Regions from separate parts of the Homo sapiens genome. Here regions 1, 2 and 3 are each linked to region 4. A link is a loop called in an ENCODE intact Hi-C map of the cell type or tissue named here. Cell type or tissue: A673. All regions are shown on one strand. Region 1 holds the start of ACP4 (acid phosphatase 4). Region 2 overlaps LRRC4B (leucine rich repeat containing 4B). Region 3 overlaps SHANK1 (SH3 and multiple ankyrin repeat domains 1). Region 4 has its middle 5.6 kb from the start of PPIAP59.

Evidence for each region. Hi-C counts contacts between places; a loop is a spot of excess contacts. Peaks named below come from ENCODE experiments on the same cell type or tissue, not always from the same donor. Only the 100,000 strongest peaks of a DNase experiment are listed, where the experiment ranks them.
Region 1: a loop joins it to region 4, with 5 times the contacts of the local background. A loop is called at or near these places in 22 of 110 quality-filtered maps.
Region 2: it touches region 4 in a loop (5-fold over the local background); 21 of 110 quality-filtered maps call a loop at or near these places.
Region 3: it touches region 4 in a loop (17-fold over the local background); 16 of 110 quality-filtered maps call a loop at or near these places.

Annotation. Positions count from the first base shown.
Region 1 is chr19:50,790,377-50,798,376 of GRCh38, forward strand. ACP4 (acid phosphatase 4) reads left to right here and starts at 39. Exons shown (of 11, transcript NM_033068.3): 1 at 39-149; 2 at 218-322; 3 at 398-484; 4 at 1,280-1,426; 5 at 1,697-1,795; 6 at 1,866-1,961; 7 at 3,308-3,440; 8 at 3,512-3,594; 9 at 4,081-4,205; 10 at 4,410-4,588; 11 at 4,667-4,843. The coding sequence starts at 39. The coding sequence ends at 4,782. LOC105372439 (a long non-coding RNA gene) reads right to left here and starts at 2,922. Exons shown (of 4, transcript XR_936026.3): 1 at 2,589-2,922; 2 at 2,029-2,128. It also overlaps the pseudogene C19orf48P. RefSeq lists enhancers at 3,909-3,968, 4,059-4,188, 6,609-6,728 and silencers at 4,659-4,718, 4,969-5,028. In A673, a CTCF peak has its summit at 4,676; DNase peaks (open chromatin) are centred at 2,313, 3,915 and 4,575; H3K27ac peaks cover 916 bases.
Region 2 is chr19:50,533,582-50,541,581 of GRCh38, forward strand. The region is part of intron 2 of LRRC4B (leucine rich repeat containing 4B); the gene reads right to left. LOC124904747 (a long non-coding RNA gene) reads left to right here. Exons shown (of 3, transcript XR_007067300.1): 3 at 480-1,250. Among named protein-coding and RNA genes, the nearest start is that of ASPDH, 24 kb to the left of the region's middle. RefSeq lists an enhancer at 1,071-1,160. In A673, a CTCF peak has its summit at 4,291 (motif pointing right); a DNase peak (open chromatin) is centred at 4,310.
Region 3 is chr19:50,701,613-50,709,612 of GRCh38, forward strand. SHANK1 (SH3 and multiple ankyrin repeat domains 1) reads right to left here. Exons shown (of 24, transcript NM_016148.5): 9 at 2,825-2,902; 10 at 2,508-2,574; 11 at 1,888-2,218; 12 at 855-1,048. Among named protein-coding and RNA genes, the nearest start is that of SHANK1, 14 kb to the right of the region's middle. In A673, CTCF peaks have their summits at 2,758 (motif pointing right), 3,992 (motif pointing right) and 4,195; DNase peaks (open chromatin) are centred at 2,769 and 3,999; H3K27ac peaks cover 322 bases.
Region 4 is chr19:50,917,991-50,925,990 of GRCh38, forward strand. No RefSeq gene overlaps it. Among named protein-coding and RNA genes, the nearest start is that of PPIAP59, 5.6 kb to the right of the region's middle. In A673, CTCF peaks have their summits at 4,454 (motif pointing left) and 4,656; DNase peaks (open chromatin) are centred at 3,691 and 4,441; H3K27ac peaks cover 418 bases; H3K27me3 peaks cover 1,472 bases.

The sequences.
Region 1 (8,000 bases), 130 kb before region 4:
AGACAGTGGGCTGAGCTCAGCGTCTGGGCTGGGTGGAAATGGCCGGCCTGGGGTTTTGGGGCCACCCTGCTGGACCTCTCCTGCTGCTGCTGCTGCTGGTGCTGCCACCCCGGGCCCTGCCAGAAGGACCCCTGGTGTTCGTGGCTCTGGTGAGGCGCCCCCACCCCGGCCTGCCCTTAGCTCCCCCAGGGCTAGCCCTGACCAGTCCTGTCCCCAGGTATTCCGCCATGGCGACCGGGCCCCGCTGGCCTCCTACCCCATGGACCCACACAAGGAGGTGGCCTCCACCCTGTGGCCACGAGGCCTGGGCCAGCTGACCACGGTGAGAAGCGGGTAGGCGGTGAGGGCAAGGGTGGGAGGGGTGGGGAGTGGTAGGCTGAGGCTGTTCTGTCCCCAGGAGGGGGTCCGCCAGCAGCTGGAGCTGGGCCGCTTCCTGAGGAGCCGCTACGAGGCCTTCCTGAGTCCGGAGTACCGGCGGGAGGAGGTAGGGCCATAGTGACCCCCACCTGGCCCCCTGACCTCCCACCTGTGACCTCCACTGACTACAACGCTCTCTTTGGGCCTCCACCTCTGGCCTTTGACCTCCATCAACCTGACTTGCCCTCTACCTCTAATCTCTGACCCCCGATACACTGACTAACCCACACTGACTTCTGACCCCATCTCAACCTGTCACATCTCGACCTCTGACCTCCATCAACTCTGACTTTATTTTCTGGCCTCCATCTCTGTTTTCTAAGTCCCATTGACTCCAGTCAGACCTCTGGCCTCTGACATTTGACCCCAAACTTGATTTCGATCTTTGACCCTTGTTGACGTAACTTGCCCTCTTGACCTCTAACCTTTAACCTCTACGCTTTATCAATTCTGACCTACCTTTTCTGTCTCCTCCTATGTCTTCTGACATCCCCCAGCTACAGACAGTCCTCCTAACCTCTGAAGAACATGTATTGAACTCTGACTCCAAGTCCTCCAAGCTGCCCTCCTAAACTTGACCTCTAACCTCCAGCCTCTACTGATTCTGATCTTCCTTTTTGACCCTCATTGACTCAATTGACCCCCTAAATCCAACATGGCTGTCCAGCTTAGGACGTCCAGCCCAACTGCTCCTGACATTAGCCTCTGGACCCTTGATCCCAACTTCCAACTTCGAAGGCCACATGATTCTCAGTGTCTGACCCCTACTCCAAAGTGAATCTGAGGCTTCTGATTTGCCACGACAGCTGACCTCTGTCCCCAACCACGACCCCCCGCGTGCCCTCTCTCCACCCCGCTCCAGGTGTACATCCGCAGCACGGACTTTGACCGCACGCTGGAGAGTGCCCAGGCCAACCTTGCCGGGCTGTTTCCCGAGGCTGCTCCAGGGAGCCCCGAGGCCCGCTGGAGGCCGATCCCGGTGCACACGGTGCCCGTGGCTGAGGATAAGGTCAGGGGGCTGGACCCACGTGTGGCGAGGGAGGGAGCGGGTGGAGAGAGAGGCAGCTCTGGGTCTGGCCGCCTGAGCTGGCTCCGAGAAGCAAGACTGTCCTCGAGCTGGTCTGTCCAGACCAGGGTGAGCCCCGGCCCACGCTGCTCTCCTGGATCTGGGAGAAACTGCGACAAAGACGCAGGGGCCGAGAGCCCGGGTTCCCCCGACCCGCTGTGAGACCCAAGGCAAGGCACACGGCTGTCCTCTCTGAGACTCAGTTTTCCCCAGCTGCTGAGGTTCCCCATGCGCAGCTGTCCCCGATACCACGAGCTGCTGCGGGAGGCCACCGAGGCCGCCGAGTACCAGGAGGCCCTGGAGGGCTGGACGGTGAGCAGGGCGGCGGTGGGGGGCGGGATGCAGGGGATGGGCCTGGGCTCACCCAGCCCCGCGCATCCAGGGCTTCCTGAGTCGCCTGGAGAACTTCACGGGACTGTCGCTGGTTGGAGAGCCACTGCGCAGGGCATGGAAGGTTCTGGACACCCTCATGTGCCAGGTGAGCCCTGCCCCTTCCCAGCCAAGGGTTTAAGGACACCTGTTTCCAATCCCAGCTTGCTACTCACTAGCTGTGTTCCCTCAGGCATGTAGTTAATCCTCTGTGCCTCAGTTTTCCCATCTGCACAGTGGGGATGGCAACACCGGTATCAACACCTCCCCAGGACGCTGTGAGGATTCAAATGGGTTAATCCACGCACTGTGCTTACAATAGTGCCTGGTGTACAGTGAGGGCCTTGCCAGGGTTTGAGGCTACACATTTGGCAACTCCTCCCCACAGTCCTATAATCAGAAAACCCAAAACCTGGGCAGCGGGAGCTGACCTGAAATGATGCAATGCTTTTTTTTTTTTTTTTTTTTTTGGAGACAGGATCTCACTCTGTCACCCAGGCTGGAGTGCAATGGCATTATCATAGCTCACTGCAGCCTCCATCTCCCTGGCTATAGGAATTCTCCTGCCTCAGCCTCCCAAGTAGCTGAGGCAGGCAGGGGCACACCATCATGCCTGGCTAATTAAAAAAAAATTAATTTTTTGCAGAGATGGGGTCTATGTTGCCCAGGAACTCCTGGGCTCAAACAATCCTTTCGCCTCCCCAAGAGCTGGGATTACAGGCGTGAGCCACCATACCCAGCTAGTACTCTTGCTAGTCTTTGCTCACTCCAGCTCACGGGAATGTTCTGAATCGCAGGGTGGGAGCAGTGATGTGTGTGACTAAGGGGGCTGCCCCGGCCCTTGCTGTGTGTGTTCCATGCTGTGTGGTGTCAGCACCATCAGACCTTTCTAAAGTCCAGAATGTCTGAGCTGTGAAATACCTCTGGCCCCAGGGGTTTCAGATAAAGCCTTCTGGGCTGTGTAATGACGATGTCTATTATTAACTAATAATCGCTGTTGGCTGGGTGTGGTGGCTCACACCTGTAATCCCACCACTTTGAGAGGCTGAGGTGGGCAGATCACCTGAGGTCAGGAGTTTCAGACCAGTCTGACCAACACGGTAAAACCCCGTCTCTACTAAAAATAAAAAAAAAAAATTAGCCAGGAATGGTGGCACACACTTGTAATCACAGCTACTTGGGAGGCTGAGGCAGGAGAATCACCTGAACCCGAGAGGCAAGGGTTGCAGACAGCCAAGATTGCGCTACTGCACTCCAGCCTAGGTGATGGAGCAAGGCTCCGTTTCAAAACAAAAAACAACAACAAAAAAACACTGTTATCCACATCATGATTTCCCAGCCAGATCCAGATCCGGCCCATGGGGGGACTCAGAAGAGCAGGGGGCAGCACAGGCCTGCGGGGCCAGAGGCAAACTCGAGGGCTCAGGATGGTCCATCTGTCCTGTCTCCCCACAGCAAGCCCACGGTCTTCCACTACCAGCCTGGGCCTCCCCAGATGTCCTGCGGACTCTTGCCCAGATCTCGGCTTTGGATATTGGAGCCCACGTGGGCCCACCCCGGGCAGCAGAGAAGGCCCAGCTGACAGGGGGTGAGGTGTGGGTCTGGGAGGCTGGGGTGCCTTCCTCTGGGAGAGTCTAAGCTCTTTTTTCCCATCCTCAGGGATCCTGCTGAATGCTATCCTTGCAAACTTCTCCCGGGTCCAGCGCCTGGGGCTGCCCCTCAAGATGGTCATGTACTCAGCTGTGAGTCCTTGGGAAGCAGTGCCACATGGCACTGAGGCACAGGGATGAGGGTGACAGCGATTTAGGTGAGGAAGAGCCTGTGGTCCCAGTGGATCTCAGCCCACTGCCTGGGGTAACCCGTATCTCCAAACCCTACTCTCAGGCTCTACCATTAGTCTGGAAAGAGGGAGGTGACGGTGTTATGGGAGGAAGAATTTATGAATAAATATAATTCCTTGTTTTCTTTAAGAAACTATGATTGGACTAAGCAGTCTGTCCTTCCGGAGGAGAAAGGCTGCTTAGTCCAATCATATTTTGCACCTACTTGAGCAATCTTTATTAAGTGGCCGCCTGCAAATGTTGGTACTGCCTTCAGGATGGGAGGAAGGAGTAGCTTTGGGGGGTTGGTTCTAAGAAGCCTGGGGGACATCTGGATGCGCAAGTGTAGTGCTCAGGAGAAAGGCCTCCAGAGAGAAGTGCCGTCTCAGCCCTCGGGTCCACCTGCAGCATGACAGCACCCTGCTGGCCCTCCAGGGGGCCCTGGGCCTCTATGATGGACACACCCCGCCATATGCTGCCTGCCTCGGCTTTGAGTTCCGGAAGCACCTGGGGAATCCCGCCAAAGATGGAGGGTGAGAATGGTTTGGTGCCCAGGGACATGGGTGGGACAGAACTCTCAAAGCAAGGGGTGATGTGTCAGGCAGAGGGCATGGCCAGGTGGGGAGCTGCATGGGATGATGCTGGGAGGATGACAGGTGGGAGTCAGAAGCCCTTTTCTCCAGGCTTTAAGATCAATGACAGGAGGGAGGAGGTGCCACCATGTCCTCTCTCTCCAGGAATGTCACCGTCTCCCTCTTCTACCGCAATGACTCCGCCCACCTGCCCCTGCCTCTCAGCCTCCCCGGGTGCCCGGCCCCCTGTCCACTAGGCCGCTTCTACCAGCTGACTGCCCCGGCCCGGCCTCCCGCCCATGGGGTCTCCTGCCATGGCCCCTATGAGGCTGCCATCCCCCCAGGTGACAGTCCTCTGTGTTGGGGTGGGAGTGGAGGGTTGCCAAGTCCTGGCACTCACCCCCCGCGTGTTCTCCCTGCAGCTCCAGTGGTGCCCCTGCTGGCCGGAGCTGTAGCTGTGCTGGTGGCACTCAGCTTGGGGCTGGGCCTGCTGGCCTGGAGACCAGGGTGCCTGCGGGCCTTGGGGGGCCCCGTGTGAGCCAGAAACCAGGGCTTCCCTACCCCCAGCTGACACTGGACCCCAACATGTATGCTCAGTAGCTGCTCTGGCTTCTGTGACTTACTGTGCGCCTGTGTGCATGGGGAGCGAGGGCTGTGTGGAGTCTCCGGCCTGGAAACTAGTTTGTGTGTGCATGTGTCTGTGTGACGGTGGCATGAGTGTGCATGCATACGTGTCACATGTGTGAACAGTTTCTGCACTTAGACGCGTGCACAGGTGGTCTGTACGTACATGCTGGTAAAAAACATGTCTGTGACACACATTCAAGCACAAATGTACCCATGTCTGAACAAGCAGGCATGCCTGCATGGCACTTTTCTTGTAGAGACAAGGTCTTTGTGGCCCAGGCTGGAGTACTGGCATGAGCATAGCTCACTGCAGCTTTGAACTCCTGTCTCAAGTGACCCTCCTGTTTCAGCTTCTACAGGCGTGCACAATGCCTGGTTAATTTTGTTTTCTTGGTATGTTGGCCAGGTTGGTCTCAAATTCCTGGCCTCAAGCAATCCTCCTGCCATGGCCTCCCAAAGCACTGGGATTACAGGTGTGAGCCACCACACCCAGGTGGTATGTTTATGCACCTTTCCATATGAGCACTGGAAGCAGGTAGGCTGGCTGAGGACATGGTGGACCCTGTACGTACCTCCACTTGCAGCTTGTGACAAGGCCTTACTCAGTGAGCCTCAATGTGGACCATGTGCTCTGTGGAGACCAGGCTCACAGGAGTTGGACCCTCAAGTCTGGTTATTTGGTGACCTCCATAGCTCTCAATGCAACCATGAACTTGGGTAGAGTCAGAGGGATCTGGCAGCAGACCTGAGAAAGGTGCACGATTCAAAGCCTGGTTTCCGAGGCTGTGCGCCTCTGGGCAAGTGATAGGCCCTGATGTGTCTCACTTGGCAGAACCACGACTCTAACCCAGTGGACTCCACAACTCCAAAAATTAACTTCCTAGGGACAGGTAGAGAGCAGGGAAAACCGATGACACTCTCGGCTGTGCACTGTAACTGCTACAAGTAATGTGGAGGCGCTGGCCAATACAGTAGCCATGACCATGTATGGCTATTTAAATTTAGGTTAAATAAAATGGAGTGTTCAGCTCCCAACCATCACATGGGCCACACATCCACCACTGCAATCATTTCTCAGATGCTGATGAGAGCTACTCCTCCCACACTCATGCAGCAGCAGGCGCTGTGGAGCACCTGCACGGGTGCCCTTTGAGCCCCTGGCCCCCCAAGGGGAGGCTCCCATAGTGTGGCCTAGAGCAGAGCGCCCGCCCCTCCCAGGCCTTGCCCCACACCCATGGCTGTGTGGCACTGTCTAACCAGGGAACCCGTAGGGAGCCCTGGTACAGTGGATGCTTAATAACAGCCACTTGGCCCCCATTAGATGGGGCAGTCGGAGAAAGGTTCAAAGCCATTCCCAGTGACCCAGGACCTAAAAAAGGCACAGGATCCAGAAACGCCAGGGAGTGGAAGCTGGGACAACCCTTCCTCCACACAAGGGCCACCTGCATACTGCCCTAGCCCATTTCTTCCCAGGGTGCTGAGGGCAGCCTCTCATGCAGACTCATCCCTGGGGAGTCCCCAGACCTGCCTCACTGCCCTACCCGGCATTCCCTAGAGGAGCTGGGTGGTCATGGGCCACCCCAGATGGATGCCAGGAGCCACGACCCTGGGAAGGCTGAGGAATGAACACCCCTCACACTTTCTGGCCCTGGGAGGGAGCCTGGCTTCCTTGCAGGTTCATGGAGACCCCAAGTGCCAGGTGGGGTTACCTGTGGCTGTGACCAACTCCCACCTGGTGGCAAGAGCCCACCCTTTCCCAGCAGCCTGCTGGAAGGACCTGTTCAGAGCTGGGGGCCTGCTAGTGGGCAGAGGCCTGGGTGGCTCCCCCTGGACGCAGCTCAGCAGCTGAACCCACAGAGGATGAAGCACCAGAGTTTGGAGTGTTCTGTCCGCTGTTTAACAGGGGCCCCTGTGCCCAAGGCCTCAGCTGTGAGGTCAGAACTGCTAGGGCTCAGTGAGTCCTCACAGAGCTGTCACCTGAGATTCCGGCCCCAGCACACCCTAAACCCAGACCAACACAGAAGCCACACACAGCAAAAGCAGACCCATCAGAAGGGACTGGCTGCCCACAGCACACAGCCAATGCACGCTTTCAGAGAAGGCATAGCAACAGAGACCTTAAGAGAAAACCCGTGACAGGCCAGGCATGGTGGCTCACACCTGTAATCCCAGCACTTTGGGAGGCCGAGGTGGGCGGATCACCTGAGGTCATAAGTTTGAGACCACCATGGCCAACAATGGTGAAACCTCATCTCTACTGAAAATACAAAACTAGCCAGGCGTGGTGGCAGGTGCCTGTAATCCCAGCTACTCCGGAGGCTGAGGCAGGAGAATCACCTGGACCCAGGAGGTGGCGGTTACAGTGAGCTGAGATTGCGCCATTGCACTCCAGCCTGGGCATCAAGAGCAAAACAGTCTCAAAAACACAAAACAAACCAATCCTTATAAAAACGGAGTAAAAGCTTCAAGATGCTTTTATGTCAAGGGTGTGGGGTTGCCCTGCTTGGCCTGCAGTGCTTTGGGGCCCCATGTGGTGGAGGGGTGGGCACCCATGGTACCCACCCACCCTGCTGCCTGGGCAGAAGTGCAACATGGCACACGATGCCTGGGGGATCACTCCCCCCAGGGACTCATGGTCAGTGTCCACTCACAAGGCCTGCTTCCCTCATGACATCTGGCCAGTGACACCCACAGGGGAGGTTGGGGGCAGACACCCTTCTCTTCCGGTACCCTTGAACATGGTGTCAGGGTGTGGCTAGCTCGACGGACACCGAACAGCTCCACAGGGAGGGTAGTGCCCAAGGCTTTTTGCCTCCCCTACCATGTCCCGCACTTCCTGAATGCAGCTCAAACCAGGAGCAGCTCCCCCAGGATTCTGGCCTGCTTCACCCCTGGAGCACCAGGCCAGGCGGTGTCTGTCCTTGAGAGCCAGGCCCAGGTCTCACGGTGGCGTATGGACAGCTCCTCCCCATAGGCCTGGTCACAATAGGGAAGCGGGGGTGGCTCCTCCCCTAGCCTGCAGGAAGCCCTTGGTAGCCCACTTATCCACCTTCTCCTGGGTGTGTGGCTCAGCAGCCAAGTCCTTGTGCACTGGGTTGGGTCCCAGCATGAGCCTGGTGGCCTGGCGGG
Region 2 (8,000 bases), 380 kb before region 4:
TTCTTCTCTTCTCCTCCCAAATAATGCAAAGCTGATCTCATCTCTGACTCTAAAACAAAGAGACATCCTGGTCAGCTTCCCAATAAGGTAAAAGGGGGGGAATCATAATTTGTTAACTGCCGATTATTGCCAGAGCTGTGCTAAATGCTCTGAGGTATGATCTCATTTAATCTTTGTGGAAATTCTGTCACATGGGGGTTATCAAGCACATACCCCTGCTCCCTTCATATCTGGTGGTTCATAGCTGAGAAAATGAAGGTTCAGAGAAGTAAAGTCACTTGTCCCCAGTCTCACAGGCTCCAAAGTTGCAGAACCAAGACTCAACGTCTCCTTCTCCTGAGCACAGACATGGGAGTCTCCACCACACCTACCCACCCTAAACTGAAACAGTTGGGCTGTCTGTGGGCTTCACAATGCTTTTTGAGCTGTGGGGCCCATTCATTCTTACATTACCATGTATTGTTTCGCTCATTTGACAGGTTATTTTTTGAGAGCTGCTATGTGTCAAGTGTCATACTGGGCTCTGGGGATCCAGCTGTGGACAAGACAGACAAAGCCCTGTCTTCCTAGATCCTGGCCTCAGAGAAGAAGAGAGACACTAAACAAAACAATTATGCCAACAATCATTTAACCAGCAAAGGTGTACACAGATCGTGGAGGCTGCCCTGGTTGCAGGGGGAGGCAGGCCTGGGGCCCCTCCAAGGCCTGATTTGAAACACCCTAGACCAGATCACCTCTGAAGTTGTGAGTGTCATCACCCTCATGGCCCTGACACAGAGTAGGATGGGCAAGGTGGGGATTGGTTCTTGACGCAGGTAAATCCTCCTGCCCCCTCACCCTAACATCTTTAGCCTGACGAAGATGTTGACATTTTGTCCTACAGTAGAGGACCTAGGCCTGGGGCCACCTCTGACAGCCACATAGCTGCCCACACTTCCAAGTTCCCTGGATCTTCAGCCCCCATCTGCTGAGCCCACCTCCACCTATGCTGGGCTCTGGGACAGATCTCAATGATGCAGATGTGAATCCGGCAAAGGGACGTGGCCCCCATCAATGACTGCCTTCTAACCCCGATGGGGACTTTCCTTTTATCCTGCAACTTGGCCTGTGTAGGGGGACTTTCCACTTTGGTTGTGGTAGGTAAATATTACTAAAGCTGAAAAAAATCCCACTGAGATCTGTTGGGGTTTTTAAGAAAATAAATTGTGAAGAAATTCCTTATTAAAAATGTAACTGTGGTAAGAAAACAATTAAGTGAACTGTTCATCTTAACATTATAAATTGTATTTATTTATATTTATTTATTTATTTGAGACAGAGTCTTGCTCTGTCACCAGGCTGGAGTGCAGCGATCTCAGCTCACTGCAACCTCTGCCTCCCGGGTTCAAGTGATTCTCCTGCCTCAGCCTCCCGAGTAGCTGGGATTACAGGCGCCTGCCACCACACCCAGCTAATTGTTTGTATTTTTAGTAGAGACAGGGTTTCACTGTGTTAGCCAGGATGGTCTCGATCTCCTGACCTCATGATCTGCCCGCCTTGGCCTCCCAAAGTGCTGGGATTACAGGCGTGACCCACCACGCCCGGCCTGTTTATTTATTTATTTATTTTTAAGACAGGATCTTGCTCTATTGCTCAGGCTGGAGTGCAGTGGCATGATTTCAGCTCACTGCAGCCTCCGCCTCCTGGGTTCAAGTGATTCTCCCACCTTAGCCTCCTGAGTAGCTGGGATTGCAGGTGCAAACAACCACACCAGGCTAATTTTTGTATTTTAGTAGAGACAAGGTTTCACCAAGTTGGCCGGGCTGGTCTCCAACTCCTGACCTCAGGTGATCTGCCTGCCTCTGCCTCCCAGAGTGCTGGGATTACAGACGTGAACCACTGCACTCGGCCTGTTTTTATGTTTTGAATATAATGAGTCAATCACAAAAGTTTAGCAAGCTTACTGTTGTTTGTGTGTGTGTGTTAATTTTTTTACATTCAGATTTTAAAAACCGTTATTTGTCACATCAACTGTCTTTATGATGACTTCTCATATTTCTTGCTTGTCCCTGAGACAAGGAACTTGTGCCTCCCTCTCCAACAGGGACTTCCCTGATGCCATGACTGGCAGCACTGCAGGGGCCGTTGTGGGCCCCTGATTCTCACACTGACCCGGCTCAGGCCTAGACGTCCCTGTCTCCCTCCTCCCATTCATCCTCCTGGGAGTGGCCTCCTGAGCCCTTCTGGGACCAGGCCCTGGCCTGGGTGGAAAGTCTGGCTGGATGGCTACCCGCCTCCCACCCTTCCCCACCACCAGGAGCCCAGAGAGGCATCTGAACCTGGGTGTAAACAACAAGGGGATGAGATCTATATCAGAGGCATGTGCAAGACCAAGCAAGGCAGCAGGACTTTGCCTAAGGCACCTGCGGGTGGGGTGGGAGAGTGGGGTTAAGCTGAGGCACAGGCCATGGGCCTACACCGCTTCCTGGGCAGCCTTCCCTGGCCTCCCCTCACTATGTTCAGCTCAGCAGCCCCCCGCCAGCTCGTGCACGCTGCTACTGGACTTGTTTACCTTCCTTTTTTTTTTTTTTATGATGGAGTCTCGCTCTGTCGCCCAGGCTGGAGTGCAATAGCATGATCTCAGCTCACTGCAACCTTCGCCTCCCAGGTTCAAGCGATTCTCCTGCCTCACCCTCCCGAGTATCTGGGATTACAGTAACACATCACCACACCTGGCTAATTTTTGTATTTTTAGTAGAGATGGGGTTTCACTACGTTGGTCAGGCTGGTCTCAAGCTCCTGACCTCAAGTGAGCACCCGCCTCAGCCTCCCGAAGTGCTAGGATTACAGGCGTGAGCCACTGTGCCCGGATGAGACTTGCCGACTTTCTGAACGACCTCTTTCTGCACGCAGTGTCGAGAGGGCAGGGATCTCTGTATGTCCTGCTCTCTGGGCCTCGGGTGGTGCCTGGCACACACTAGGTGCTCAATAAACAAATCAGGGCTGCACTGAATGCTGCAGATGGATTAGCCGGGGCTGTTCAGACACAGGAGGGACAGCCCATGCAGGGAGAAAGATGCACGGGTCTCAGCTCAGCTCCTAGACTCGCCACGGGGTGGTGACGAGACCACGGCATCCTTGTGAGGATTAAACTGTCTCGATATCTGTAAGCCATGGAGAAGAGCGCCTGGCACAGGGCAAGCACATCTGTCTGTGACTATTTAAAGGCAGGGCAAGTTTCTGGAAGGGTGGGAAGGAAGGGGCTGGGGTAGCTTCTGGTGCCCAGTAGAGGGTGCCCCTGAGCTTGGTGTAGCTGGGAGCGCCAGGCATACTCATCCTGATCTGAGATGGGGACAGGGTGGCTTGCAGAAAGGTGTCCCCTAGGAGGAGTTGGTGTGGCGACTCCAGCTGGGTGTGGTGGCAGGGGTGTGTGGGTACAGGCTACATCTGGGAGGCTAGGAAGAAGCTGGGGCTTCCAGATGAGCAAGGACAAGGCCAGAGCCAGGCTGGGCTGTGGGGATGTAGACTGGGACTCAGTGGCAGTTCTGAGACTGAGTCACCAGGGTGCAGCGCCAGGGATAGCTACGAATTAGGAAGCATTACGAATCGCGTTGAAAAAACCAAGTTCTGCAGCCAGCCTGCCTGGGCCGAGTCCCAGCTCCGTTACTAACCATGGGACCAGGACCGTTTGCAAGTGTCTTAACTCTCCTATGCCTCAGTTTCCTCATCTGTAACATGAGAAGAATAGGACCTACTCAGGGGGCTGTCGTGAGGCTGAAATTCACTGACCCTGTAAAGGGCTTGGAGCAATGCTGGGGGCCCGACTGACATTCTCCCGCCCACCCTCGCTGAGCTGTAGAAATAATTGGTCTATTTTCTAGACGAGAAGGCAGGCTCAGAGAGGTGACTCAACGCCTTAGCGTCATTCGTGGAGGGGAGAACGCGGGTCTTGTGCCTCTCAGGACTCGCAGGCTGCTCAACAGAGATGTGGGACTGATACTCCCACCCAGCAGCCTGTCCCGAGGCTCAGGGGCCATGTGGCTTTGCAGGACGCCAAGCAATTCTACGCCTTTGTCAATTTAACTTTAACAGGTGTGAGCCACCGCGCCCGGCCGACTGTTCTTTTCTGTAAGTGTGCTGTGAGTCATCATGAGAAAAAGTTAAGAAGAAACTGACAAAGTATGGGAAATCCTATTTGAAAAGGGTAGAAACTGAGGCTCGGAGTGGTGACAAGGATTATGTGGGCCCCGAGATGGCGCTGCTGAGGGAATGAAGAGGATAACTCAGCTGGAATGAGAGCCAGGGAGGCCGCAGTTAGACACGAAGTCTCAGCAGCCCGGGAACGGACGGCAGAGGGCGCACTGCTCCCTCCTATCCAGAGGACCTCCTGGCTGCTGGTCGCAGGCCCGCGGCTGGGGAATGTCCCAGTTGACCTCAAGAGAGGTCAGCTCCTAGATTCCCCTCTACAGATCCTCCCTTCCGCCATTTTCTTTCTTTCTTTCTTTTTTGCCTTTTTTGAGATGGAGTCTCTCTCTGTTGCCCAGGCTGGAGTGCAGTGGCACAATCTCAGCTCACTGCAACCTACCTCTGCCTCCGGGTTCAAGTGATTCTCCTGCCTCAGCCTCCTGAGTAGCTAGTACTACAGGCACGCACTACCACTCCCAGATAATTTTTGTATTTTTGGTAGAGACGGGGTTTCGCCATGTTGGCCAGGCTAGTTTCCAATTCCTGACCTCAGGTGATCCAACCGCCTCGGCCTCCCGAAGTGGTGGGATTACAGGCGCGAGCCACCGCGCCCGGCCCTCCCACCGTTTTCTTCCTTAAAGGGCTCTAACTGGGAAAAGTCTGTCCAATCAAAAGCTCCATGTTTCATGCCCCTGGAGGGATCAGCCGCCTGGAAAATGCGAACTAGTGGGTAATTTAAAAGCTATTCTTGGTATTTGCCTTGATAATGCACTATGGCCGGGGTTTTTATTTGGTTAGTTTGGGTTTTGTCTTGTTTTTTTTTTTTTTTTTTTTTTTTTTTGAGACAGAGTCTTGCTCTGCCACCTAGGCTGGAGTCCAGTGGCAAAATCACAGCTCACTGCAGCCTCTGCCTCCTGGCCTCATGCAATCTTCCCACCTCAGCCTCCCAGGGATCTGGGACTACAGGTGCGTGCCACCACACCTGGCTAATTTTTGTATTTTTAGTAGAGATGGGGTCTTGCTATGTTGCCCAGGCTGGTTTCAAACTCCTGAGCTCAAGCGATCCACCTGCCTTGGCCTCCCAAAGTGCTGGGATTACAGGTGTGAGCCACCGTGCTGGGATTACAGGTGCGAGCCACCGCACGCCGCCTTTTTTTTTTCAAGACGGATTCTTGCTTTGTCGCCAGGCTGGAGTGCAGTGGCACGATCTCGGCTCACTACCACCTCTGCATCCTGGGTTCAAGCGATTCTCCTGCCTCAGCCTCCCAAGTAGCCAGGTGCCCGCCACCACACCCGGCTAATTTTTGTATTTTTAGTAGAGACAGGGTTTCACCATGTTGGCCAGGATGGTCTCGAACTCCTGACCTTGTGATCCACCTGCCTTGGCTTCCCAAAGTGCTGGGATTACAGGCGTGAGCCACCGTGCCCGGCCAGGTTTTGTTTTTTGTTTTTGCAACAGAATTACCATCCTGTAGCTGCCCCACTTTGGCTGTCTGGGCCTGGCTTCTCCACACTGACTCTCAGGGTGGGACAGACATATATACCTTCTGAGGCACATGGCAAGCCCATGGGGGCTACAGCTTGCTGGGCGACCTTGGATAAGTCACTCAGAGCCTGTGCCTCCATTTCCACGTCCATAAGATGGGAGAAGTCATCCTGCCCTCACAGGAATAAATGGGGTTAGATGAGCGCTCCCTGACCCCCTGCTCCAGATAAATGCTTTGAAATTTTTGTTTCTTTTTCCTCATTTAGGAAAAGGTGAGCAAATTCCAGTATAGCCTTTTTTTTTTCTTTCCAGCTTGCATAGGATTTTATACTTAGTATTTTTAAAGCTTAATTTGTTCTGATTATAAAAGTTATTGGCTGGGTGTGGTGGCTCACACATGTAATCCCAGCACTTTGGGAGGCCGAGGCAGGTGGATCACAAGGTCAGGAGTTCGAGACCAGCCTGGCCAGCATGGTGAAACCCCGTCTCTACCAAAAATACAAAAATCAGCAGGGCGTGGTGGCAGGTGCCTGTAGTCCCAGCTACTCGGGAGGCTGAGGCAGGAGAATTGCTTGAACCCGAGAGGTGGAAGTTGCAGTGAACCGAGATCGCGCCACTGCACTCCAGCCTGGGGGACAGTGCGAGACTCCATCTCAAAAAAAAAAAAAAAAGTTATTAAATGCTCTCACTGAAGAAAATCTAGAGAATAAAGAAAACATAAAGAAGAAATTAAATATCCCTGTAATACTAATGCAAAGAGAAAAGACCCTGTTGACCTTCCTGGGTGTTTCTCGGTCTTTTAAAATATATTGCTTAAGTTTTAAAAGTGAATTGGAGATCCTATTCACATTCTTTGAAAGCTCAGTATTACGTTTTGAGCATTTCCCCATGTCATCCACTATTATTTGAAACTCTGTTTTAAATAGCTGCATAATATTCCATTGTAATGGGCACAGTGATTCATTGAACCCAGGGGTCCGCAACCCCTAGGCCACAGACCGGTACTGGTGGGTGGCCTGTTAGGAACCAGGCTGCACAGAAGGAGGTGAGCAGCAGGCGAGCGAGCATTACTGTCTGAGCTCTGCCTCCTATCAGATCACTGGCGGCATTACATTCTCTTTTATTTAAATTACAAAAAAATTTTTTTTTGAGACAGAGTCTTGCTCTGTTGCCTAGGCTGGAGTGCAGTGGCACGATCTCAGCACACTACAACCTCCGCCTCTCGGGTTCAAGTGATTCTCCTGCCTCCTGAGTATCTGGGATTACAGACACCTGCCACCATGCCTGGGTTATTTTTGTATTTTTAGTAGAGACAGGTTTTGCCGTGTTGGCCAGGCTGGTCTCGAACTCGTGACCTCAGGTGATCCACCCACCTCAGCCTCCCAAAGCACTGGGGTTACAGGCGTGAGGCACCACGCTCGGCCAGCATTAGATTCTCATAGGAACGTGAACCCTATTGTGAACTGTGCAGGCGAGGGATTTCGTTTACTTGCTCCTTATGAGAATCTAATGCCTGATGATCCATCACTGTCTCCCATCACCCCCAGATGGGACCATCTAGTTGCAGGAAAACAAGCTCAGGGCTCCCACTGATTCTACATTATAGTGAGTAGTATAATTATTTTATTATACATTACGATGTAATAATAATAATAGAAATAAAGTGCACCGGCCGGGCGTGGTGGCTCACGCCTGTAATCCCAGCACTTTGGGAGGCCAAAGCAGGCGGATCATGAGGTCAGGAGATCGAGACCATCCTGGCTAACATGGTGAAACCCTATCTCTACTAAAAATACAAAAAAAGTAGCCGGGCGTGCTGGTGGGTGCCTGTAGTCCCAGCTACTCGGGAGGCTGAAGCAGGAGAATGGCGTGAACCCGGGAGGCGGAGCTTGCAGTGAGCCGAGATGGCGCTACTGCACTCCAGCCTGGGCGAAAATGAGAGGCTCTGTCTCAAAAAAAAAAAGAAAAGAAAAGAAAAGAAAAATTAGCCGCTCACAGTGGGGTGTGCCTGTAATCCCAGCTACTCGGGAGGCTGAGGCAGGAGAATCGCTTGAACCTGGGAGGCGGAGGTTGCAGTGAGCCAAGATTGCACCACTGCACTCCAGCCTGGTGACAGAGTGAAGCAAGACTCTATCTCAAAAAAAAAAAAAAAAGAAAAAGAAAAAGCAATGCACCATAAATGTAATGCCAAAACCATCTCCTCGACACCCCAGTCCATGGAAAAATTATCTTCCATGAAACCAGTCCCTGGTGCCAAAAGGGTTGGGGACCGCTGATGTAACCAGTCCCTTGTCAGCAGGAGTTGAGGCTACTTCTAAACGTTGGTAGTCGGGCCATCCTTAAACACAAC
Region 3 (8,000 bases), 220 kb before region 4:
GAGAAATCACTTGGCTGAGGTCACCCTGCTAGGAAGTGGTGGGGTCTGGATTTGAACCCAGGCTGCCAGGCTCTCAACCTCTATACCGCTCAGCTCCTGGGCAGCCTAGAGTCTGGCAAAGAATTGTTCCAATGCCTCGTATTAACGGCCACACCTGCGGCACGTGGTGGTCTCTAAAGCATCCTTCTATCCAAGAACACGTCAGCAGCCCTGCAAAGCCTATAAGCAGGGGAGACTGGCTCCACTTTCCAGATGAAGGTGGAAAAACCAAAGGGAGGTGAACCCTGATAACAGCACCACCATTTTGGGAACCCTCGCCACGGCCAAACATCTTATATCTGCCAGCTCGTCGGGGCCCTAGAAGTAGGTCCCTGCCTGTCTCTCAGTTGAGGACCCCTGGACAGATGCAGGAGGCAAAGTTAAGGCTGCTCGGCCTCACGCTCTGCACCAGGTGGCAGGAAGGACTGTGGGCTTGGACTGAGGACCTTGGGCAAGTGGCTTCACCTGTGTGAGGTTCTGTTCCTTCAACCATGCAATGGGGCCCATGACCTCCCTCCCCAGAAAGGGCCATCAGGAGTCTAATGAGACGATTTGGTGAGAAGTTCCAGCCATGCCCTGCACACGGCATCAGTGTCCCGCAGTGGGACACGGCTCACTTCACTGCCTCCTGACAGGGTCATCTGAGCTACACTCTATGGTCCTCCAAGCCTCAAGGGGTGTCCTGGGGCTCTCTGAGGTCTCCAGAGTGCATGAGATACTCCAGGTGCCCGAGAATGGTCTGCTCTCTGCTCCACATTTTCCCTGATCGCCCCCACAGCCCAGCCCAGCCCAGGCCCTGCTTCCACCCTGGGTACCTTTGATCTTCTCGCCCTTGCTCAGGGAGATCTCCCCCTCGGCTTGGGCCTGGTAGGACTTCACAGCCATGAAGGAGCGTCCGGGTACCGCTGAGTAGAGCTTCCTCCGCCTCCCGCGGCTGCCCAGGGAGCCCCCGGGGCCCCCTGAGCCCCCCGTGCCCCCGGCTGGCCCTTCCCGGGGTGTCCCGCTGGAGCTGCGTACACAGAGGGCATGAGAGGAGGGGAGGGTGGAGGGAGGGGACACCTCTGGGAGGACAGGGGTCCTTGGGTGGGGGAAGAGGACGGTGCATCAGGGGGGAGGGGGGGTTTCCCAGCACTGGCGTCCTCCAAGGAAGAGGGCATTTGGGGGCTCCCTCTGCCTGCCCGCAGCTGCCCCAACCAGCCCCCTCTCCTGCCTCCTGGCTTCCGGCTCTGCCCCCTCCCACGGTCCTGCGCGCACCGCCTGATTCAGCTTCCTGAGGCTGAGCTGGGACTGTGTCATCCCTCCGCTCACGAGCCTTCCGCGACTCCCAGCTTCCTCCTGGGTCAGGTCCAACTCCTCTGCCCGCCGTTGCCAGCCTCTCCCCCACTTCCTCGGGACACGCCTGGCTGGCCTTCGCCTCCTTCTCACCCTCCTCTAGCCAGGTGGGCTTCCTGACCCCGGAATGTCCCCCGCCCCTTCCTCATCCTCCCTCCAGAGTGACCTCTCTGTCCCCCTCAAGTCCCTGCCACCCCCCCCATCCTCTTCCTGTTCAGCTTCCCTCCACCTCACCCTGTCATTCTGTCTGTCCCCAGGGGCTGGGGCCCATGTTTCTTTGGGGTACCCTCTGCCTGGGGCCCCTGTCCTGGAGCAGACATCCAGCTAACATGTGGTGCACCGGGGGTGGAGTCGGGACAGTAGCTCCCAAGGCCTTGCTTTACCCCAAGGTGACACTAGGGACTTGGATGAGGGCCTACAGAGGAAGGCAGCTGGGCTGGCCTCGGGGGAAGCCGCCGATCTGGAGAGGGGATTTGACGGGGCTGGGGACTGTGGAGCCAGGGCTGCCTCCCCTACCTGGGCCGGCCTCGGGGCTGCCTCTTGGCGTCCTCAGGGTGCCTCCCTCGGGATGGAGAGCGGGCCCTGGCACCCCGGGGGCTGCTGGCACTTCGGAGGGTCCCGCTGCTGAGCTTGGTGGTGGGGGCCGAGGGCTGCGACTGGCCCTGGGACCCTGAGGTAGGGCCAGGGGCCCCAGAGGACGCGGCCCCCGGGGCGGAGAACACCATCCAGTCGGGCAGCGCCATGCTGGTGTCACTGTTGGCCCGCAGCAGCGCCGGGGGCACCGTCAGCCCTGTGCCTGGGGGCCCCCGTCGCCGGGCCGCGTACTTGGGGGACTCCTGGAAGGGCACTGAGAGGGCACAGTGGCGGCGGGGGGCAGATGTTAGGGGAGAAAAGGCAAGCAGGGGGCCATGCGGGGGCAAGAGATGGTGGGAGAGAGGCATGAGGGAGAAAGACAGAGATGAGAAAGGGAGGGGGGCCTGGAATTGCTCCCCCACCACCATCCAGACATTTTTGGTCCTCTAGGGTTTTCTCCATCCTATCCTGGCCCCCAAGTCAGGTCCCCCAACTCCCCCATCCCACCATGAAACCTCAACCGCCCCAGGTTCTCTGTGCAGTCCGAGCTCCCTGTCACTCACCCACATCCTGTTCTCGGTGGTTTCGGATCAGCTCCCCCAGCTCAAAATTCCCAGCAATCACTGCCACCTGGAGGGAGGGGGTAGAGGCAGGTCGGCCAGGGGGGCCCAGGCAGCAGAGAGAGGGCAGGGAACGTGGCGAGGTCCCTGGCCCGACCCAAACCTTCCACTCCGACAATGCCGCCCTCTGTCTTCTTCCAGCTCCCCCTCCACGGCCTGTCTCCTTGCTTTCCTCATTGTCCCCTTCCTTATCCACTGGGTGTCACTGTCACCCTTTCCTTAGCCCTGGAAACTCCAGCACATCCCCTGCAGCCCCAGACCTGGAAGGGGGTCTGTCCGTTGTTGTTCTTCACATCCTTGTCGGCACCTCGATACAGGAGGATCCTGGCACAGGTCTCCTGCGGGTAATGGCCAGTGGCACAGGACAAAGAGAGAGAGAAAAAATTAAGATCACCATGAGTGGATGCAGGTTCTGTGCTAAGAGCCTCAGGAATAAATACTCCACCCTAAACCCGCACCACTGAGGACAGCAGCCACCTGCCAGGTACGGACCAGGAGCACTTTAGTTTAAACGTGGCCGGCCCAAACGGAGATGCACCATGCATGCGAACTACACACTGGATTTCAAGGATATGCCATATGAAAACAAGAAAGAATTTAAATGTCTATAGCCAGGCGTGGTGGCTCAAGCCTGTAATCCTAAGACTGTGGGAGGCCAAGGCAGGAGTTCCAGACCAGCCTGGGTGACATAGTGAGACGCCCCCCGTCTCTACAAAAAAATAAACAGAAATTAGCCAGGCAGGTGGTGGGTGCCTGGAGTCCCGAATACTTGGGAGGCTGAGGTGGGAGGATCGCTTGAGCTCAGGAGTTGGAGGCTGCAGTGAGCTGAGATCAAGCCTGAGTGACAGAGCAGGGACCTGTCTCCCCCCCAGAAAAAAAAAATGTCAGGTGTGGTGACACACACCTGTAATCCCAGCACTTTGGAAGGCTGAGGTGAGTGGATCACTTGAGGCCAGGTATTTGAGCCCAGCCTGGCCAACATGGTGAAACCCCGTCTCTATCAGAAAATACAAAAATTAGCCAGGCGTGGTGGTGGGCGTGTGTAATCCCAGCTACTCAGGAGGCTGAGGTGGGAGAATCACTTGAACCCAGGAGGTGGAGGTTGCAGTGAGCCGAGATCCTGCCACTGCACTCCAGCCTGGGTGACAGAGTGAGACTCTGTCTCAAAAAAAAATAATAATTTCTGTATTGATTCTATGTTGAAATGATAATGTTTTAGATACACTGTTATAAGTAAAATATGTTGTTAAAATAAATGTCACCTAATTATTTTCCCCTTCTCTTTAACATGGCCACTAGGATATTTGAGGGCATTTAGGGTATGTGCTCATGCTATGTTCCACTGGATGTTGGGGCCGGATAATCCTTTGGTGATTCATTGGTTTGTGGAGGGTGTTCTGAGCCCTGTGGGATGTTGAGTAGCATCCCCGGTCTCTACCACTAGATGCCAGTAGCACTCCCCTCCCCAGTCATGACAACCAAAAATGTCTCTAGACATTGCCAAGTGTCCCCTGGGAGACAGAAGCTCCCAGGTTGAGAACCACAGGTCTAGACCTTACGGAGGCTTACCATGTTACGTGCCAGGCGCTTGGCACTTTAGAGGCAGAAGCTCATTGAATTGCCCAACAATTCCAGGACATGGAAATTGTCTCTATTTTACAGAGGAGGAAACTAAGGCTTTCAAAAGAGCCCAAGGTGGGCCAGGGGTGGTGGCTCACTCCTGTAATCCCAGCACTTTGGGAAGCCGAGGAGGGAGGATCGCTTGAGCCCAGGAGTTTGAGACCAGCCTGGGCAACATGGCGAAACCCCGTCTGTACAGAAAATTTTAAAAAATTAGCCTGGCTTGGTGGCACACGCCTGTAGTCCCAACTACTTGTGGGGCTGAGGTGAGAGGATCACTTGAGCCCAAGAGGTCGAGGCTGCAAAGATCCTTGTTCATGCCACTGCACTCCAGTCTGGGTGACAAAGTGAGACCCTGTCTCAAAAAAAAGGGGGGGTTGGGGGGGCTCAAGGTCACACAGCTGGTGATTATCAGCCTTGGATTCGAACCCAGATCTCTCTGACTCCAAAGTCTTCTATCTTAATCACACTTTCTGCCAGGCCCAGAAGGAAGGGGACACACATTGTGGAGGAAAGGGTGGGGGCAGGACTGGGCCAGTGGGGACAGGGATGCCTTCTACATTCAGATCAATTTCTCACCGGTGTCAATCACATGGCACCCATCATCACTTTTTGGGCTAAGCACAAAGTCCATGCCACGGCCTAGGAGGGTTAGGGTTAGCTGAGCTAACCTGAGCTGCCTGCCCTGCCACTCCCCACCCTGACCCTCACCAACTTCATCTTCTACCACCTGCCCTTGCTCCCAGGCTGCAGCCACACTGGCCACCTCCTTCCTCTGACAGCACACTAATGCCCCAGGACCTTTGCACGGCTGCTCCCTCTGCTTGGAATCCTTTCCCGCTAGATCTCAGCATAGCTTGCTTCCTCACTTCGTTCAGGCTTTTGCACAAATGCCGCCTCTTCAGAGAGGTCTTCTCTGGCCATCCTGTCTAAAAAAAAAACCCTTGTCCTCTTCCTTGCTTTATTTTTATTTATTTATTTATTTTTAAAATTTTTTTGAGATGGAGTTTCGCTCTTGTCACCCAGGCTGGAGTGCAGTGACACGATCTCGGCTCACTGCAACCTCTGCCTCCCAGGTTCAAGCGATTCTCCTGCCTCAGCCTCCCAAGTAGCTGAGATTACAGGCACCCACCACCATGTCTGGCTAATTTTTGTATTTTTAGTAGAGACAGGGTTTCCCCATGTTGTCCAGGCTGGTCTCGAACTCCCAACCTCAGGTGATCCGCCTGCCTTGGCTTCCCAAAGTGCTGGGATAACAGGCATGAGCCACCGTGCTCAACCCTTTGCTTTATTTTTTAGTACCACACTGATGTATGTGCCAGGCACTCTAAGCCAATGTTAACTCATTTTCTTCGTAACCCCGTCTCACTGAAATTCCATTTCCTGTTATTTGTCTCAGTAGTGTCTCTTCTCCTCTACACCATAAGTTGTACAGGGGCATGATTTTGCCTGTGGCACCCACCACCTGGATTAATGCTGGACCCACAGGGACTATTCGGTAGAAGGAGTGTCCTCTCCCTTTTATCTTGGCCTGGCCAAACCCAACTTGGCCTCCAGCTCAACTCTACCCCAGCGCCCTCTGATGCTAATTTAACCACCATTTCCCAAGCACCTCCTTGATCTTACCCCTTCCACATGACAAATCCACCAAGGGGTTTGTATGGGCCTATGTTACAGGACAGGTTCAGAGAGGGCAGATGCTACGCCCAGGGCCACACAACCAGTTAGTGGAGCAGTTAGGATTCCAACAACCTGGCCTTCTTCTTCCTTTTTTTTTTTTTTTGAGACAGAGTCTCGCTCTGTTGCCAGGCTGGAGTGCAGTGGCGTGATCTCGGCTCACTGCAGCCTCCACCTTTTGGGCTCAAGCAATCCTCCTGTGCACCTGGCCTTCTGATCCTATGGTTCACCTATCTCCTATGAATGGACGACTCTGACTGCCAAAGTCACACATCGGGCAGCAGAGTTAGCCCAGTGTGTGTTCTGGGTGTGTTTGGGAGTGTGTGTGTGCATGTGAGTCTGTGTATGCCCGTGCTGCTGGCCAACTAGACTGTTAACTCCTGCCATGTGTACTTTTGCGTGTTTTTCTTTTCTTTTCTTTTCTTTTCTTTTCTTTTCTTTTCTTTTCTTTTCTTTTCTTTTCTTTTCTTTTCTTTTCTTTTCTTTTCTTTTGAGATGGAGTCTCACTCTGTTACCCAGGCTGGAGTGCAATGGCGCGATCTCAGCTCACTACAACCTCTGCTTCCTGAGTTCAGGCAATTCTCTGCCTCAGCCTCCCAAGTAGCTGGGATTACAGGTGCCCGCCACCATGCCTGGCTAATTTTTGTCTTTTTAGTAGAGACAGGGTTTCACCATCTTGGCCAGACTTGTCTTGAACTCCTGACCTCGTGATCCGCCTGCTTCAGCCTCCCAAAGTGCTGGGATTACAGGTGTGAGGCACCGCGCCTGGCTTTTTGCATGTTTTCACAGCCCCAACACCCACACTGGGGGCACAGGGCCAGAGCACAGCCCCTAAGGTCACCTGCTCCTCATCCTACTCTTACAAAGCTGAGAAGGTGTGCAAGTCAGAGTTGATGGCTCCCTCCCCTGGGCACCAAGAGAAACTCGCATTTAACGGCATCCTAGCACTTATCTCATGTCGTAGCCATGATTTGCTTACACGTCTGCCTCCTCACCAGACTGTGAACTCCCACCCCCCCCAACCCCGCCCTCGCCCTCCCCAGGCCAGATGCTGTGTCTGATTCATCTCACATCCCCAAGGCCTGGTGCTGTGCACATAGTAGGTGCTCAAGGAACGTGCATGGAAAGGATGAGGATGGAGGATGTGGGGTTGAGTCAGTCAAAATTCATTTGTTCGAGTCATTCATTCATTGGTTGAGTCATTCAGTCTGTTGAAACAAGCAAACACCTGTTGAATGCTCTGAGCCAGGCACTGTGCACAGTCTTGGTGGAAATCCAAGAGGGCTGACCCCATCATTCATTCACTCATTTTCATTCATTCATTCACTCACTCAACAAAGATGGAACTAGGCCTGCTGTTTGCTGGGGTCCTGGAACAGAGCAAGTAATCAGACTCAACCCCCACCCTTGAGGTGCTCACAGCCTAGACACGGATCTGACATTCACCACCAAATGCTAGACGGGCATATCAGGAGGCCAAGGCGGCAGAGGCTGAGGAAAAACTGTCAGACTCAGCCCTGGCTCTTGGAAAGCTTAAAGCCTGGGAGGAAGACAAGGGGGGAAATGGAGGAATCAAGTTCGTATGTGTTATGCATCGGTTTGTTAAGCCCATGGCAAAGGCAAGCAAACCTATTAACCCACTTGATCCTTTTGCATGGTAGATATTTATTTATTTATTTTTTTGAGACGGAGTCTCGCTCTATCACCCAGGCTGGAGTGCAGTGGCATGATCTTGGCTCACTGCAAACTCCGCCTCCCGGGTTCACGCCATTCTCCTGTCTCAGCCTCCCGAGTAGCTGGGACTACAGGCGCCCGCCACCACGCCTGGCTAACTTTTTTTTGCATTTTTAGTAGAGACGGGATTTCAGCGTGTTAGCCAGGATGGTCTCAATCTCCTGACCTAGTGATCCGCCCGCCTCGGCCTCCCAAAGTGCTGGAATTACAGGCGTGAGCCACTGCGCCCGGCCTGCATGGTAGATATTAATTATTGACCCATTTCACAGCTGAGAAAGGAGATCAAGGAGGGGAAAATGACTTGTGCAACTGTCCCACTAAGAAAACTCTGCCTGCTGTCTAATTCTAATTTTTTTTTTTAAGGCAGGGTCTCACTCTGTCACCCAGGCTGGAGTGCAGTGGCAT
Region 4 (8,000 bases):
AAAAAAAATATCACCCCAAAACCCCACAAAAACCAAAGGAGCAGAAGTTATGATGGTGGCCTCATTAACCAAGGGCCTGGGCATCCCCCATTTTTCTAGCAGCAACCAAGCTGAGTCATCAGACATCACTCTACAGAAGAAGGAGGATGGATGGGACCCCAAAGTAGCTGTGACATTTCTTGCCAGGCAGATGGGGACAGGGGCAGTGGGCCTGGAGCAGACTGAAATCAATTAAGATCTAATTGTGCAGGCCATAGTGGGCAGGTGTGGTCAAGGGACTAGCTTTTAAATTTTATTTAGGTTTTTTTTTTTTTTTTTTAGATGGAGTCTTGCCCTGTCGCCCAGGTTGGAGTGCGGTGGTATAATCTCGACTCACTGCAACCTCCACCTCCTGGATTCAAGTGATTCTCCTGCCTCAGCCTCCCGAGTAGCTGGAAATACAGGCACACGCAACCACACCTGGCTAATTTTTTTGTACTTTTAGTAGAGACGGGGTTTCGCCATGTTGGCCAGGCTGGTCTCGAACTCCTGACCTCAAGTGATCTGCCCACCTTGGCCTCCCAAAGTGCTGGGATTACAGGTGTGAACCCTCGTGCCTGGCCTTATTTAGTTTTAATTAATTTAAATGTAAACACCCACACCTGATTCAGTTATTGGGAGAGTTTTAATTAAGTATGTTTGGAACAACGTGGGTGCGTGAATCATCTTTTTCAACTCTAAACTTTCTGGGCTCTGAATGCAGATCAAATATTTCTGAAAAAACTTAGCATCCAAATTGCAATGTGCTGGGAGTGTAAGTATATACACTGGATTTCGAAGAACTGGTGTGGAATAAAGAATGTAAATTCTCTTACTGATTTTTTTTTACATTGGTTACATGTGGAAATGACAAGTTTGGATATATCAAGTTTAATATGTTACTAAGATTAATTTTACCTGTTTCTTTTTCCTTTTTAAATTTATTTATTTATTTATTTTTGCAGAAACAGGGTCTCACTAGTTGCTTAGGTTGGTCTTGAACTCCTGGGCTCAAGTGATGTGCCTGCCTCAGCCTCCCAAAATGTTGGGATTACAGGCGTCAGGCACTGCACCTGGTCCAGGTTTCTTCTTAAATGTTCCCTCCTGACCACCTGTCTAGAATGGCTCCATCTCTTTACCCTGATTTTATTGTTATCAAGTATGTAAGTCTGTATTCATTTCATTTCCCATTGCTGCCGGAGTAACTACCACACGCTTAGTGGCTTAAAACAAAAGAGATGCATTCTCTTACAATTCCAGAGGTCATAAGTCCAAAGTGTCTAAAGTGGGCTAAAGTCAAAGTGTCAGTAGAACTGATTCCTTCTGGAGGCTTCAGAGGAGGCTCTGTTTCACCCTTGTTTCCAGCTTTAAGATGTCACCTGCCTACCTTGGCTGGTGGCCGCATCCTCCATCTTCAAAGCCAACAGTCGCCTGCATCATCCTGACCTCCGCTTCATGTACTCACCCTCCTTCTCTGACTGACTCTTCTGTCTCCCTCTTATGGGTGATCAAGGTGATCTTTGTGATCACCTGGAGCCCCCTCGGGTAATCCAGGATAATCTCCTCATCTCCAGATCATCCACTTAATCCATCTGCAAAGTCTGTTCTGCCACGTGAGGTCACATATGCACGGGGTCTGGGGATTGGGACATGGACATCTTTGGAGAGGGGGTATTATTCTGTGTACTCAAAAATCGCGGCATATTCAGTGATTTGCTCGTTTATTGTGCCTGCCTCTGCTAGACCATAAGCTCCATGAGGAACAAAACATGACCCTGTCAGGGTCACCATTGTATCCCCAATGCCAGGGACGATGCCTGGCACATAGTAGTTGATCAGTAAACATTCACTGAGGACTGGCCTGGTGCGGTGGCTCACGCCTGTAATCCCAGCACTTTGGGAGGCCAAAGTGGGCAGATCATGAGGTCAGGAGATCGAGACCAGCCTGGCTGACACAGTGAAACCCCGTCTCTATCAAAAATACAAAAAATTAGCCAGGCTTGGTGGTGGGCACCTGTAGTCCCAGCTACTCAGGAGGCTGAGGCAGGAGAATGGCGTAAACCCGGGAGGCAGAGCTTGCAGTGAGCCGAGATCGTGCCACTGCACTCCAGCCTGGGCGACAGAGCGAGACTGTCTCAACAAAACAAAACAAAGCAAAACAAAACCATTCACTGAGGACAAATGTTCCAAGGACAGAAAAATTCATGCTCTTATGAACAAGTGATTTACAGTAACAGAAACCGTTTTGAAATTGGCATTGCGTTTTACACTGATTAAGAGACGGACTCTGGAATACACACTTGTCATAGTTCAAATCTCTGCTCTGCCATTCACTAGCCGGGCAACCTTAGGCAAATCGTACTTTCTCTGTGCCTCGATTCCTTATCCGTGAAATGGGGATAGTTACAGTAGTTGTCTCATAGAATGTTAGAAGGATTAAATGAATTAGTACATACAAGGCAGTTAGAACTCTGCCAGGCGCAAAGGAAGTGCTTCATAAGCGTTAGCTTTCATTGTCATTGTTAATATTATTCTGCAAATATCTGAAATGATATTTAACAAAACATGATGCAAACCCAAGCATAGGGGATTCGTTTGTAGTTCCAAATAGATTAAACATCTCAGCAACACTTTGGAAGATTCTTATTGTCTCCACCTTGAGCTCACCATGAACTCAAGGAGCGAGAGAATACAGTCCGTACAAGTTGTGAATCCTGAAAATCTGAGACAGGTCTCAGATTTTTCAGAAAGTTTATTTTGCCAAGGTTGATGACGTGTGCCCGTGACACAGCCTCAGGAGGTCCTGACGATGTGTGCCCAAGGTCAGCAGAGCACAGTTTGGTTTCGTACATTTTAGGAAGGCATGAGACATCAATCAACATATATAAAATGAACATTGGTTTGGTCTGGAAAGGTGGGACAACTCGAGCGGGGAGGGGGCTTCCGGGTCAAAGGTAGATAAGAGACAAACGGTTGCATTCTTCTGAGTTTCTGATTAGCCTCTCCAAAGAAGGCAATCAGCTGTGCATTTATTTATTTATTATTATTATTATTATTATTATTATTATTATTATTTGAGATGGAGTCTTGCTCTGTTGCCCAGCCTGGATTGCAGTGGCGTGATCTTGGCTCACTGCAACCTCCACCTCCCAGGTTCAAGTGATTCTCCTGCCTCAGCCTCCCGAGTAGCTGGGACTACAGGTGCCCGCCACTAAGCCTAGCTAATTTTTTTGTATTTTTAATAGAGACAGGGTTTCACCATGTCAGCCAGGATGGTCTCAATCTCCTGATCTTGTGATCTGCCCGCCTCAGCCTCCCGAAGTGCTGGGATTACAGGCGTGAGCCACCGCACCCCGGCCAGATATGCATTTATCTCAGTGAGTAGAGGGTGGGTTTGAATAGAATGGGAGTCTGGTGGGCTCTAAGCAGTGCCCAGCTGGACTTTTCCCTTTAGCTTAGTAATTTTGGGGGCCCCAAGATTTATTTTTCTTTCACGAACTCATTTCAAAACTGAGTCTGGATTTCATTCTCCTAGCTTGACAAATTCAGCTGCCAAATTGCTGATTAAAAGCAGATTTCCTTCTTAAAGGGGAAAGCCATGGTTTTTTTCTGAAAGGAGAGGAGAAAGCCTTATCGTTTCTGTTTCATAAAAGGAAACTTTCATGAACTGCTTCCTGGCTCCTCTGGTTATGGAGTGAAATTCATTGCAATTTCTTAGGATCTCTACCCGGGCCACCCACAGAGGGCTCTTGAACAACATGCAGGCTGCAGACACATCTGGCCTGTCTCGTAGAGTCTGGACTTTTTTGTTTGCTTGTTTGTTTGTTTGAATGGATCACGAGCATTAAAAGGTCAAGAGATTGCAAGTTTCTCTTGAAAAGGCCACGGTATCAGTCAATATCACGCCTGCATTCCCACGTGGCCATAATCCAGCATCAGCAGGTGCTGAGTGGCCACCCCGGGGGCACCCTGTGGTTTTCCTTGGCCCACACACAGTCAGCTTCCCTCATTTATACTTCCTGCCTGGCCCCAGGAGGTGGCTGAGTTTGTGACCTCGGTGGAGAAAAAAGCATGGACACACAGAGACATGGATATAAAGAGATCAGAGGGAAAGAAAGTCACAAATAACGAAACAACACCACAAAAGGAGTCATCCATCACCCTGACCATGAACATCATCATCATAGCTACTCTTGTAACGTACTTTATCTTGTGCCAGGCATTATTCTAGGCTCTTTGTAAATGTGAACTCATTTAATCTCCATGAGGTGGGAACTATTATCACCCTCACTTTATAGATTTAAACAAAGAGTCACAGAGAAGCTCCCGGGTTGTTTGCAGAAAACAGCGGGCAGGTGAGAGCGCTGGGCTGGGCACTCCCCAAGCTCGGAGCAAGTGCGCCTACAACTGTGCAATACTGCCACCTAGTGGAGCCGGAGAGACATACTCGGGGAGGACTAAAGGTTGTGGGCCCAGGGTTCTCTTGCGCCAGTCACCCTGGGCCGCAGCATCCGGCTCAGGATCCAGAAACGGGAGCAGAGGTGGCAGGAAGCAGGGCTGGCCGCCACCAGAGCTTTCCACCTGGGGACACCAAGTCATGGTCCTGACTTTGGGTCTCTCAGATGTAAAGGGAGGGGTTCAAGCGTGACATCAGGCGAGGGCTGAGTGTCTGGCCTCATGGTCGGCTTTCCTCAGCTGAGGATAGCGACATCGCATGGGTTTATGTGAAGTTTCAATGGGGACGTCCACACAACACGTTGGACACACAAGAGCCCGGCAAATGGTATCTCCAATTATTGCTATGAATACAATGAAGTCACATGGTGACCTTGGTTGCCCTTCGCCATCTCCCGCTCCGCTGTGCACCCATATAGTCAAATAACAACCATGCAGATAATAATAATAATTAACTTCTCACATAATTGAGTGGCTATAGTCATTTTTTAAAAATAGAGACAGGGTCTCACTACGTTGCCCAGGCTGGTCTTCAACTCCAGGCCTCAAACCGTCCTCCCACCTCGGCCTCCCAAGTGCTGGGATTACAGGTGAGTCACTGCACCCAGCAGATTCTTTAACTTGAGTTGTTGTACTTAATATTATAGGATAAAATCATAAGCCTGTCTTAAAAAAAAAATGGTGCAGGGCCGGGCATGGTGGCTCATACCTGTAATCCCAGCACTTTGGGAGGCAGAGGTGGGCGGATCACCTGAGGTTGGGAGTTTGAGACCAGCCTGACCAACATGGAGAAACCCTGTCTCTACTAAAAATACAAAATTATCCAGGCGTCGTGCTGCATGCCTGTAATCCCAGCTACTCCGGAGGCTGAGGCAGGAGAATTGCTTGAACCCGGGAGGCAGAGGTTGCGGTGAGCTGAGATGGTGCCACTGCACTCCAGCCTGGGCAACAAGAGTAAAACTCCATCTCAAAAAAAAAAAAAAAAAAAAAAAGTGCAGATCCCCAGCGCTCTCACCTGCCACTCTGTTGTCTGCAAACAATCAATTTCTGAATTGATTTCTTTCCCCATTTGAAAAGGAAATCAGCTTTTCTCCGCAAAATTCTCACTGGCTAGATTTGTTAGATTGGGGAAAGGTGAGAAGAAAGCAAATCTTTGTTTGGTTCCACACTTACTGAAGTGGGAGAACACTGCCGCTAATTGGTAACACATGCTAAGTGTGTGTGCTGTACCATAGTCTTAAGGGATTTGCAGGAATGAACTTGTTTATATTCCCAGCCACCCTAGGAAGTTGCTACTGTTTCTATCGCCACTATAAATAGGAAGAAACTGAGGCAAAGGGAGATTAAAGTTATTTTCTAAGTCAAGGTGCCATGGTTCACACCTTTAATCCCACCTTTAATCCTGGGAGGCGAGGAGGGAGGATTGCTTTAGTCCAGGAGTTCGAGGCCAGCCTGGGCAATATAGTGAGACCCTTTCTCTATTAAAAAAATTTTTTAAGTCATTTTCCAAGGTCACACAGTAAGGAGCAGCCAGGTTTGGACACAGGGACTCTGGCACAAGTGTGTGTGTGTAACATCATTTCTATTTAATTTTTTGAATAGAAAATATTTTCGGCCAGGCACTATGGCTCATGCCTGTAATCCCAGCATTTTGGGAGGCCAAGGTGGGTGGATCACTTGAGGCCAGGAGTTCAAAACCAGCCTGGCCAACATGGCGAAACCCTGTCTCTACTAAAAATGCAAAAGTTAGCTAGACATAGTGATGCGTGCCTGTAATCCCAGCTACTTGGGAGGCTGAGGCAGGAGAATCGCTTGAACCTACGAGGCGGAGGTTGCAGTGAGCTGAGATCGCGCCACTGGACTCCAGCCTGGGTGACAAAGTGAGACTCCATCTCAGAAAAAAAAAAAAAAAGAAGAAAATATTTTTACATGGTAAAAAAATATGTTTATAAAAAATACAGAGTGATAAACCTCCACCTAACTTTGTTCCCCAACCTGTCCTGTCTTCATCCCTCTTCAAAACACAAAAACTAGAATATGTTTTTTTGGATCATCTTCCAGGATTTTGTGGCACAGGGACAGATGCATACAAAGATGTGTTTTTATTTTTTTTTCTCTTGCCTTTAGCCACCAGGCTGGGTTTCGCACCAAGAAACGTGTCTCCCGGAGCTTAGACCACTTGGTGAATTCTCTTTCTTGTTATCAGAATTGAAGACCTGTAATGCCTGGTTAGTGTCAAGGTTTGTGAAACACTGTTTGGATAATTACACAAGTTATAAAACAATAGCTGGTGTGAAAATTACAGATGATTCATAATTACACATATGGCTGTCAAGCTTTCTGCTAGAGAGTCTTTCAGCCTGCGAGAACTCAGTGGGAGGAACTTTTTTTTTTTTCCTAAAGGGATCTCATTGCTCATTCTGCAATGATTAGAGCTGGCCAGAAAATAGACACTGGCAATACAGCAAATAAAGTCGAAGGGAAAATGCAATCAGAGAGATCTAGGAGGACGACAATATTTTTTACTGAGCACTTCCGATATGCCAGACACATTTTTATTATGACATTTTATTTTGAAACAGTTCAAAACTCACAAAAATTGCAAACTAGTGCAATAATGCCCATGTACCCTTCATCCAGATTCTCCCAATGGTAACATTTTTTATAAGGATAGTACACTGTCAAAACTAGGAAAACATCGTTGATACCATGCTGTTAACTCACATAGAGACCTTATTTGGATTTCATCATTTTTTACATCTCTCTCTCTGTCTCTCTCTCCACCCCATCCCCACCATCTGTTTGTCTCTGTTTCTCTCTGTCTCTCTTTTCATGTATCTAGTTCTTATAGCTCTATAGATAAAGGTAACCATCACCACAGTTGGGATACAGAACTACTTCATCACCATAAAGAAATTTTCAGGCTGGGCGTGGTGGCTCATGCCTGTAATCCCAGCACTTTGGGAGGCCGAGGTGGGCAGATCATCTGAGGTCAGGAGTTCGAGACCAGCCTGGCCAACATGGTGAAACCCCGTCTCTACTAAAAATACAAAAATTAGCCGGGCGTGGTGGCGCACACCTGTCATCCCAGCTACTCAGGAGGCTGAGGCAGGAGAATCGCTTGAACCCGGGAGGTGGAGTTTGCAGTGAGCCGAGATCATGCCACTGTACTCCAGCCTGGGCAACAGAGCAAGGCTCCATCTCAAAAAATAAAATAAAATAAAATAAAAAATAAAATAAAATAAGGGAAATATTTTTAAATTGCAATTTTAAAGATATTTTAAGTTCTGTGGACTATATGGTTTCTGTTATCAACCAGTCAACTCTGCTTCATCGAACAACTCATACTCAATACATACATGAATAAGCATGGCTGTGTTCCAATAAAACTTTATCTACAAAAGCAAAACAAAACAAAACAAAAGACCACCTTTGAGTTGGTCACAAACTTTGTGAAACATCATTGAGTCAGTTGCGTAAGTTATACAACAGTGACTAAGTGTGAGAACTAGTGATGACTCCCTTCA